Linked DNA regions of Homo sapiens: region 1 is linked to region 2. Evidence: read pairs that join two places in POLR2A ChIA-PET (ENCODE). Cell type or tissue: PC-9. All regions are shown on one strand.

Region 1 (5,000 bases), 640 kb after region 2:
AGTCCTCTTAAATGCCAAATCAAATGGCCATTTTCAGCCCTTGCATTACTGTACCCCACTGTTGTATCAGATGGTGTCTCTTCTTCCTCCTATCTTGACCCCTTACCATTTCTTCTTCCTATTTGTACCTCTCTGACTATTCCCTCTCTGTTCTCTTCTTAAGGCAACAACCTTGACTTCGTCATACAATTTTCATGATTCCCCTTTCAGTCCTCTACCATTTATTCATTGTCCTATGGCTCGGGTCACTTTGAATCCATGGTTCATGGCCCTTCTGTCTTTACTCTCTCTTCCTACCTGATTTCATCCTCTCTTAGGACTTCAAATGTCCCCTAAAATCAGATTTTTTAAAAAGCTCTACCTCCAGTCTAGAACTCTTGCCCAAATCTGTATATACTCAGATATCCCATAATCACTTCAAACTCAGCATGTCCAACTCCGTAAAGTCTGAGTTAGTACCCCCATTTTATAATAAGAAAACTGAGACTTAGCAGTTAGACATTTCACCTAAGAGCACTTAACTGGGGAATGGTAAAGCTGGAATTTAAATACAATTCTCCCAGTCACCAAAGCCCATTTTGTTCCACCATGTTACCATGTCTTTGTGTTACAAGAGTAGAAAGTTGACAATAGCCAAAATATCTTTCTAGAGAGTAGTTACATGTATGATGAAATGCCAAAAGATGAAATTTTACACTGCTAATAGAAAGGATAATTTTGATGTATGTTTAATAGGAAAAATGCTCATGACATATATTGAAATTTTTTAAGTGAGACATAAAACTATGTATATTAAAATCCTAATCTGGTTCTTATGATTAGAATAAAGTCTGGAAAGAAAACAAAAAACACTTAATGTTATCATTATGTGATATCATAATTATAGTTTAAATAATTGCCTTTTTCCCTCTACCAGCTCATTTCTGCTCTCTACTAATGCCCCCAATTTCCTTTTAGAGAATCACTTCTTCCTCACTTATGGATCTTGATGATAATAATTGAGGTTCTTTGCTCCCCGTAAGGGAAGTTGAAAAGGATCTCTGGCAGTTCCTTAGCCAGATCTTTTTGCTTATTAGTGCAGTATAAGCCAAAGAGCTTGCTGCATCCTAACATGAGCTAATAAGACTTTTTAGCTGAGCTACACTGGGACACACACACAAAAATGATATATTTCATTCAATTCTATTGCACCTGAACTAGGCAGTCAAGTTTTTACTACATTGATGCCTAGAGCTGCCCTTCTTTTTGTCCTATTTCTAAACTGACTCTCCGGTCTCCTGCTCGTTCTGGATGGGAAACACTCTTACATCCTTTTAATATATTTTCTTTTTTGAGCTGGACACAGTGGCTCATGTCTGTAATCCTAACACTTTGGGAGGCTGAGGTGGGAGAATTGCTTGAGGCCAGGAGTTTGAGAACAGCCTGGTCAACATAGCGAGACTCCATCTCTACGAAAAAGATTTTTTTTTTTTAAATTAGCCGGGTGTGGTGGTACACACCTGTAGTCAGTCCTAGCTATTCATGAGGCAGAGATGGGAGGATAGCTTGTGACCAGGAGTTAAAGGTTATAGGGAGCTGTGACTGTGCCACTGCACTGGGTGACAGAGCAAGACCATTTATCTAAAAAGTAAATACATGAATTTTCTTTTTTGACTAAATTAGCTCTTAATTGGTTTCTGTTACTTATAGCCAAAGAACTCTGACTGATAGATGTCTTTATTTTCTATCTTTCTACATTAAACGTGTTTTGTCTTTATATTCAAAATAAATAAGGAAATGAAAAATTAAAGATCCAGTCCTAAAATAGTAAAATATATGGTCAGAAATGCATGTGACTATAAGAAACCTGGATTAGATGTGTAGCTTAATCTCTACTAATCCATGACTGTTTCTGGTAAGTCACCCCACTCTGTGTTGTCATTCCATACTAACAGCAGATCAATGGCATTACCTTCATATACAGACAGGAAATATTTTGATCTGTGTTTCTAATAAGTTTGTGGCCAACAAGACCCTATCAAAGCAAGGCGTGGCTTATACTGGAAAATAAATGCATTCATTTGGTCAAGTGATCCATTTGTTGAATGCTTTCTTCACTCCATTCAGTGGGTATACAAAAATAAATGGTACCCAGTTTCTGTTCCTGAGAAATTCCTCACCATATTTTGAAGCAAATGCACAGCAGATAAATTGCAAAAAGATGTGGTAAGTGCTATTACAGAGATATGAACATAAAGCAGAAAGGAAAGAACCGTCAGTTTAAAGATTCTAAATACAAGAAAGAAAATAACAAAAGCCTCAGCATTAACTGTTTTAACTAAAAAGTATGTTATAGCCAACAGTGAATATATGCTTATTTGCAAAAAGGAAGATCAAGCTGATGAGAAAGCATGCGAAGTTTGCTATTATCCTTTCAGTGGCAAAAGCATATTAAAGGCTATGATTTTCATTTCTTTTAAAAAGTGCATCTAATAAGTTAAAGATAAAACTTTAATTTTTAGTATTAAATCCCTTTAAAACATTGTAATGACCTTGCCATCAACCTATTTTAATAAAAGAAATTCACCATCAGCATCCCCTCCTACTCAACTTATTTAGTATTTATTTATTTCCAAAATCCAATCCCCATTTTCTCAGTACCCAGAGTACTGAAGTAATGAAGTCCCACTGAAGGACCCACCTAGATTCTGTCTCTTCACCAAGTGTAGGGTAAAATGGGTGGAGTTCTCCTAAACGTATCTTTACATCATTCTACGCCTATTATGGGTTTCTTTCTCACAAGACATGATCTGATACCTGCCTACACCAGAATATTGACAGAGGCGGTGACTCACTCTGCCACCACTTCCAGGTAACATGTTTACATTTAGACTGAAGCCTTCTACAGAAAATATCTTAACTGAAAGAAAGAATAATGACCCTGTTCGTGGAAGTTTTGAATATGATAGACCAAAAACAAAATAAAACATCAAAAAATCTAGACCCAGAGAGTCTAACTCAGTAATTCTGATGAGAGGTCTTAGAAAAATAAATCCATCTGTATAAAAATTTTTAATATTCTCCTTTCTTAGAAGATACTAATATTGGGAAAGAAGTTTGGATATTTAAGGAATGATTAAATAAATAAACATTTCATCTTACCCCGAAATAGCCAAATAAGCTCCAAGCAAAAATCTAGCCCAGGAACATACACACAGAGATGCTTCCGGGACAGGCCACATGTGAAGCTGTTTATGTCTTATGACCTCTACTTTCCCTGTCTCTGCCCTTCCAGGGTCAACTCCAATCCTCACAGGAGCAATTTAGAAATAATGACAGAGGATGAACTTTTTTTTTTCTGAACTAGTTTTTTTTGTTGTTGTTTATTTCTTAAAAAAAAAAGGGATACATGTGCAGAACTTGCAAGTTTGTTACACAGGTATACATGTGCCATAGTGGTTTGCTGCACCTATTGACCCGTCCTCTAAGTTCCCGCCCCTCATCCTTCATCCCTCAACAGACCCTGGTGTGTGTTGTTCCTTTCTCTGTGTCCATGTGTTCTCATCATTCAGCTCCCACTTATGAGTGAGAACATGCAGTATTTGGTTTTCTGTTCCTGTGTTGGTTTGCTGAGGTTGACGGCTTCCAGCTTCATCCATGTCCTGCAAAGAACATGATCTCATTCCTTTTTATGGCTGCATAGTATTCCATGGTGTACATGAACCACATTTTCTTTATCCAGTCTGTCATTGATGGGCATTTTGGTGGGTTCCATGTCTTTGCTATTTTAAATAGTGCTGCAATAAACATATGTGTGCATGTGTCTTTACAGTAGAATGATTTATATTCTTTTGGGTATAAACCCAGTAATGGGATTGCTGGGTCAAATGGTATTTCTGGTTCTAGATCCTTGAGAAATCGCCATACTGTCTTCCACAATGGTTGAATTAATTTACATTCCCACAAACAGTGTAAAGTGTTCCTATTTCTCCACAGCCTTGCCAACATCTATTGTTTCCTGACTTCTTAAAAATCACCATTCTAACTTGCAATCAGATGGTGTCTCATTGTGGTTTTGATTTGGATTTCAAAATGATCAGTGATGTCGAGCTTTTTCTCATATGTTTGTTGGCCGTGTAAATGTCTTCTTATGAGAAGTGTCTGTTAATATCCTTTGCCCACTTTTACATGGGGTGGCTGGCCATATTACCTGAAGTAATTTATAGATTCAATGCTATTCTCATCAAACTACCACTGACATTCTTCACAGAATTAGAAAAAAACTATTTTAAATTTCATATGGAATTAGAGAAGATCCCACATAGCCAAGACAATCCTAAGCAAAAAAACAAAGCTGGAGGCATCATGCTACCTTACTTCAAACTATACTACAAGGCTACAGTAACCAAAACAGCATGGTACTGGTACCAAAACAGACATATAGACCAATGGAGCAGAACAGAGACCTCAGAAATAACACCAAACATCTGCAACCATCTGATCTTCAACAAACCTGACAAAAACAAGCAATGGGGAAATGGTCTCCTATTCAGTAAATAGTGCTGGGAAAACTGGCTAGTCACATGCAAAAAATTGAAACTGGACCCCTTCCTTATACCTTACACAAAAATTAATTCAAGATGGATTAAAGATTGGATGTAAAACCCAAAACTATAAAAACTCTAGAAGAAAACCTAGGCAATACCATTCAGGACATAGGCATGGGCAAAGACTTCATGACAAGAACGCCAAAAGCAATTGCAACGAAAGCCAAAACTGAAAAACGGGATCTAATTAAACTAAAGAGCTTCTGCACAGCAAAAGAAATTATCATCAGAGTGAACGGGCAACCTACAGAATGGGAGGAAATTTTTGCAATCTATCCATCTGACAAAGGGCTAATATCCAGAATTTATAAGGAACTTAAACATATTTACAAGAGGATGAGCTTTGGAATCAAACAGACCTGCGTTAATAAGTAGACTCTGACACTTATTAATAATATGATCTTGAGCAAGTTA
Region 2 (5,000 bases):
AAACAAAAGATCTCCTATCAGGACAATAGATTGCTCACCTAGCAAATAGCTCACTTATCAAACATTTTACTTACCAGAACTACTTGAAGACCCTTGCCTCACTGTGTCTACCAACTGTATGCCACAAACCTTGTCCAATACCCATCAATTTTCTATCCTGAAAGACCTACCTTAAATCAATTATAACCAGATCTCAAACCTGATAGATATTTGGATCTGACCTTCTCCTTCAAAGACAGAACTAACCATACAGGTAATGTTGTCCTGTACTGTACTGCAGTAGGTCTGATAAACGAAACTTTGCCTGGTTGATATATTTTTTGTGTGTTTTTTTGGAAGGGGGAGGATGGTGGTAGAGTTGATGAGATAGCCACAGCACTCGTCCATCACTCTTTCACTGCTACCCATACCATTCCTATGCCACTTCAGTTCCATCATACCTAACTGCTTCCAAGAGAAAAGACACATTATAGTTAACAAGAGTACATTTCTCCTGTATGCAGTTTTTCTCATTTTTCTGAATAAGATTCATTTGAGCAAGTAGATGCTTATAGTACAGACTTTGTTAATTCCACACTAACATGAAGGTTCTGAGATATGAACAAGATGCTAGCAGTTACAGTATCTAAACTATATGACCTTGGGCATGTTTCCCAATCGTTCAAGGTCTCAGCTACCTCATCTGTAAAAAAATGATGATAAAAATGACAATGATAATTGCTAATACATATTTGAACTTAGTACATCTGACGTGAGAACTGAAACCAACATACTTTTCTGTTTTTGTGTTAAAAGATTCTGGGGACCTGGTAAGAAATACATAAACATGGGGCAGAAAATAATTGTCCCTGGAAGATAAATGAACTAAAATAACTTGTTTTATAAGACCAACTACTTACTTATTCATTAATACTTGTACCAATGTCCTTGCCTTACTGTGTCTACCAATCCATAACTCTCAAGTCATCAGCTGCCCAATCCTAATTAGTCTCCTGCTTTTTAAGATTCCTAATAGAACCATCAGCCAAAACTATATATATGTGTGTGCATATTATATATTTTTTTCTGAGATTTCCCATTTTTTTCCTGACATATTTTTTTCTGACATTTTCTATATATTTTCTATATAGAAAATTTTCTATATATTTTCTATATAGAAAATTTTCTATATATTTTTCTGTCATTTTCTATATATTTTTTTTTCTGACATTTCCCATTCTGAGATTCTCCTATCCTACTAGAATGGTATTGACCTTGACCACAGTATGTTTAATAAGTTAGGTTCTGCTAGCTCAGCTGGTTTCTAGCGGTTCCATTTGGGGTTTGGCAGATGGCACAGGCCTTATCCTTAGTACCTTATATGCATTAATTTCTTTAATTCTTAAAATAGCCCTATGAGGCAAGTAATATTATTATCCCCATTTTACAAAAGAGGAAGCTAAGATCCCTGGAGCTTAAAAAGCATATTAGTGCTTTTGTCAAAATTAAATATAAGAAGACATACACATACAAAAAGCCCAGCAAAGGTATCTAGCACAAAGTAAGGTTTATGAAATCTGATTACTATTTTTCTGTTATATTGATAATAGAGGAAAACAATAATTACCTTGCCAAAGAGATCTCCACCGTGAATACTTCAGTGCTATGAGAATTGTATGTATTTTTAAAATCCTCAAAATGTTTGATCATAGAGATCTTAGAAGTTGGGAAATTTTCAGCAAATGTTTGTTTCTCACTTGTGCACAAAATAGCATATATTTATAATGGTCTATGTTTATTTTCTAATAAAGCGTTTTACAAAAATCACTAAGTGTATATATTATTTAAATTTTCTTTTAATCCTTGATCTAAAGTGAGACTATGACATTCAGAGAAGTTTTCTGTTATTTCCAGAGCTGCAAATCTAAGTTCTCAGCCACGTATCACCTCCGTCAGGAGTCAGCAATGGTTTTCTGTAAAGAGCCAGGTAGTAAATATTTTAGGCTTTACTCACCATGTGGTTTCTATTACAACTATTCCACTTTGCTACTGTAGCACAAGAGCAGCTGTGAGTGATATGTAGGGGTGTGGCTGTATTTCATAAAACTTTATTTCCAAACACAGTTGGCAGGCTGTTTCTAGTCTGTGAGCTGTAGTTTGCTGAGGGCTCTTCTAGATGTGACTTTGAGAGCTTCCATGGGGTCATGTGTTTTTTATCCTCTTTGATTTCCTGCTAAGGTCTGACAGCCCTGAGATGCTCATTCATAGATACAGCATTGCATCAACATTTAGATACGCTATCACTAACTTTTCTCGGTAGTCATGACATTTAATATTGTACTTGGGTGACTTCTGTGACAAAATAAAGATATTGTGAGTAAACTCTAGCTGGAAAACAACAACTACTTTACTGTGAGGATCTGAGAATCTAATAATACAATGCTGATGTCACCTGGGGCTCTTCTTCAGAGAAGGCAGTCACTCTACGAGCTTAGACAACAATTTCCCTGAGGATAAAAGAACTGTTTTGTCAAATTCAGCACCCAGTGTGGTTTCATTATTTTAGAATATAAAACTGTTTGGTGATTAACTTTGTTTACACTTGGCAAGTATTGCTTCCTTTTCTGAGGGGGCAAAAGACAAAAAAGCTCATAAAAATTTTAAAAAGCTTTTGACTTCAAATAGTTCTTACAAAACTGCACTTGGATGAGTTAAGTGTGGAGGAATCAAAACCATATGGATTATACTTCTTTTAAAATAAACACTGATTTAAAAATTGAGGGAAAATTCTTAAACATAGACTTTCGTCTTCACAGACTCCAAACAGTCAAAAAGCAACTTTAAGAAATTTGATCAACCCAAAGCACAGCTGGGTTTACCCATTCTTAATTATAGTGTTTTCATTGTATATCATGTAAAAATAAACAGCCTCAGGAGTGGGCTACATTCAGCTATTTTAAAAGAGTGTGGGGGCTTTCATTTAGCTCTACTGCAACTTTTGTCCAAGCCCTGGATTTGAGGTAAATTACATATGGCATTTGAAATGCTAAAATGTTAAGCACTGTCACTCATCATATTTTATTTTTTAATTGTCCAGTCATTGACCCCAGAATTAACAAAATGTTGAGAATTGCCTATTTGAAATTATCCTAAGGTGACTTATCCTGACTAGATTTTCATCTAAATGCTTAGTCATCAAAAAATGTGAACCTGGTACCCTTATTTAGTGAAATAACATTTCTGCATGGGGTTAATGCTCATCACATGCAAACAAAATCAAGTTTTCTTAACCACAGTCTTACTTCAAATGAAATCAATTTAGCTATTTATTCATTCCCTACCAGGGTTCAGGAACTTTGCTAGGCACTGAAAGTTCAAAAACAAAAAGATATCTGGTCTCTTACAGGAACTCAAGAAACAAAAGGTGAAATGTAGTTAGGCAAACTATTGCAATACAATGCAGCATTTGCTATAACACATGTAAATCATGGAAGAGAAGACCTGTTTCCTGGAGGACAGGGTGAAGGCTTCTTAGACAAAGGGAAATTTGAATTGGGTCAGTAAGGGTTTCCCTAATGAAAAAGGTAAGCAAGGCATTCTGTGTAAAGAGAATTGGCAAGAATCTAGAGTGTCTTTGTGTGACATAGAGTATAAGGTGGAAGGAGGAATGGCCAGAGATGAATCTAGAAAGTCAGGCCACAGTCACATAGAGAAGGACTTTGTAGGTTACACTATGGAGTCTGGAGTTTATGGTCACTATCAGATACAGTGAGAAAGACAAATTTCATAGCTGTTTGGAGAATAAGTTTTAGGACTGTGTGTGTTTATGTGTGTGTGTGTGTGTAAGAATGGAGGAAGGGTGGAATGCAAAAATAAAATAGGGAATCTTGTTAATATTCTCCAAAAATGCATACTGCAAAATGTAACATAGTTACACAAAAATGTAAAATAAATGCACAAAAAGTCACAAGCCAGTTTTGGCAAGTGCAATTGCTATAGTGACTTGAGGATAGCCTCTACAAAGACAGGAACCAAGGCTGACTTACTGACTGCTTTGTCCAAGCCCTTAGCATAGCACATGGAACATAAGTTGGTAAGCAGCAAGAATTTGTCGAGTGAATGAAAGACAAGTGTGAAGGTCATATTGTATTGATATGAGCCAATGTAATAAGTCATTAATGAACCTCAGAAGATGGAAGATTCACAGGGGTGATACCTGGGAAAACATATCTGAAAGGCAGCTTCAGATTTTTCAATCCATTTACATCAATCTGGAGGGGAGGAGAAAGAGGTAGTCTGTCTCCTCAAGGCTGGATCAATAGCTGTTGGGGCAGCCTCTTAATCATGTTACCTCCTATGTGCTGCTCACTCAGTTTCTATTCGTTCCCCACTGGTGCTGTGTTCAGACTTCCAAAACTGCCCTCCTAGTTAAAGGGAGCAGCACTGACCTAGGAAAGAAGAGATATTCTGTCTTGTGAACCATTAGTCTCTTTCTTCCACCCCTTCCCTTAAGTGACACACTCACCCTTTACATTAAGGATCTAAAAGCAGCATAGGACAGAAGAGGGAACACAACCATTATTGACTTTGACCCATTTTAGTTATATGAGGTTAGCTGAGCCTCAGTTTTCTACTTAGTAAAATGGGCACAAAAATAATGACTAGTATGAAAAGATTTAATTCGATGAGATCACGATTCTGAGTAAGCACTCACTCTCTTAACGAGATCTCTCCTTTCCCATTCCATAGGCTGCCATGTGCCAGCTCTTGTCTTCCTTTCATAAGGGAAGGGATATATCTTCAGGTATAGGCAATTAAATGGAAACTCATGCTCAGCTTTTCACCATTAGAGAACTTTGTTTGTAATTGTGAAATCAATTTATTAGTTTTTTTGTTGAAGAATAATTGCATGAAAAGTCACCTACCACTTCCAAAAGTGAATAACAATGTTCAAGAAGACTGCAATGTAAAGCTTTAATTAAGGCAGAAAGGTGCTTTAATTCTGCAAGGGCACAAGCCAT

What was found. ChIA-PET counts read pairs that join two places held together with the same protein. Peaks named below come from ENCODE experiments on the same cell type or tissue, not always from the same donor. Only the 100,000 strongest peaks of a DNase experiment are listed, where the experiment ranks them.
Region 1: POLR2A ChIA-PET joins it to region 2 with 6 read pairs; 1 of 35 experiments calls an interaction of 5 or more read pairs at or near these places.

The regions. Positions count from the first base shown.
Region 1 is chr12:92,053,265-92,058,264 of GRCh38, forward strand. All of the region lies in intron 1 of LINC01619 (long intergenic non-protein coding RNA 1619), which reads right to left. Among named protein-coding and RNA genes, the nearest start is that of LINC01619, 87 kb to the right of the region's middle. In PC-9, no CTCF peak of the experiment used is centred here; a DNase peak (open chromatin) is centred at 2,807; H3K4me3 peaks cover 490 bases; H3K27ac peaks cover 929 bases.
Region 2 is chr12:91,411,665-91,416,664 of GRCh38, forward strand. The region is part of intron 2 of LOC105369896 (a long non-coding RNA gene); the gene reads right to left. Among named protein-coding and RNA genes, the nearest start is that of LINC02823, 87 kb to the left of the region's middle. In PC-9, no CTCF peak of the experiment used is centred here; a DNase peak (open chromatin) is centred at 2,047; H3K27ac peaks cover 994 bases.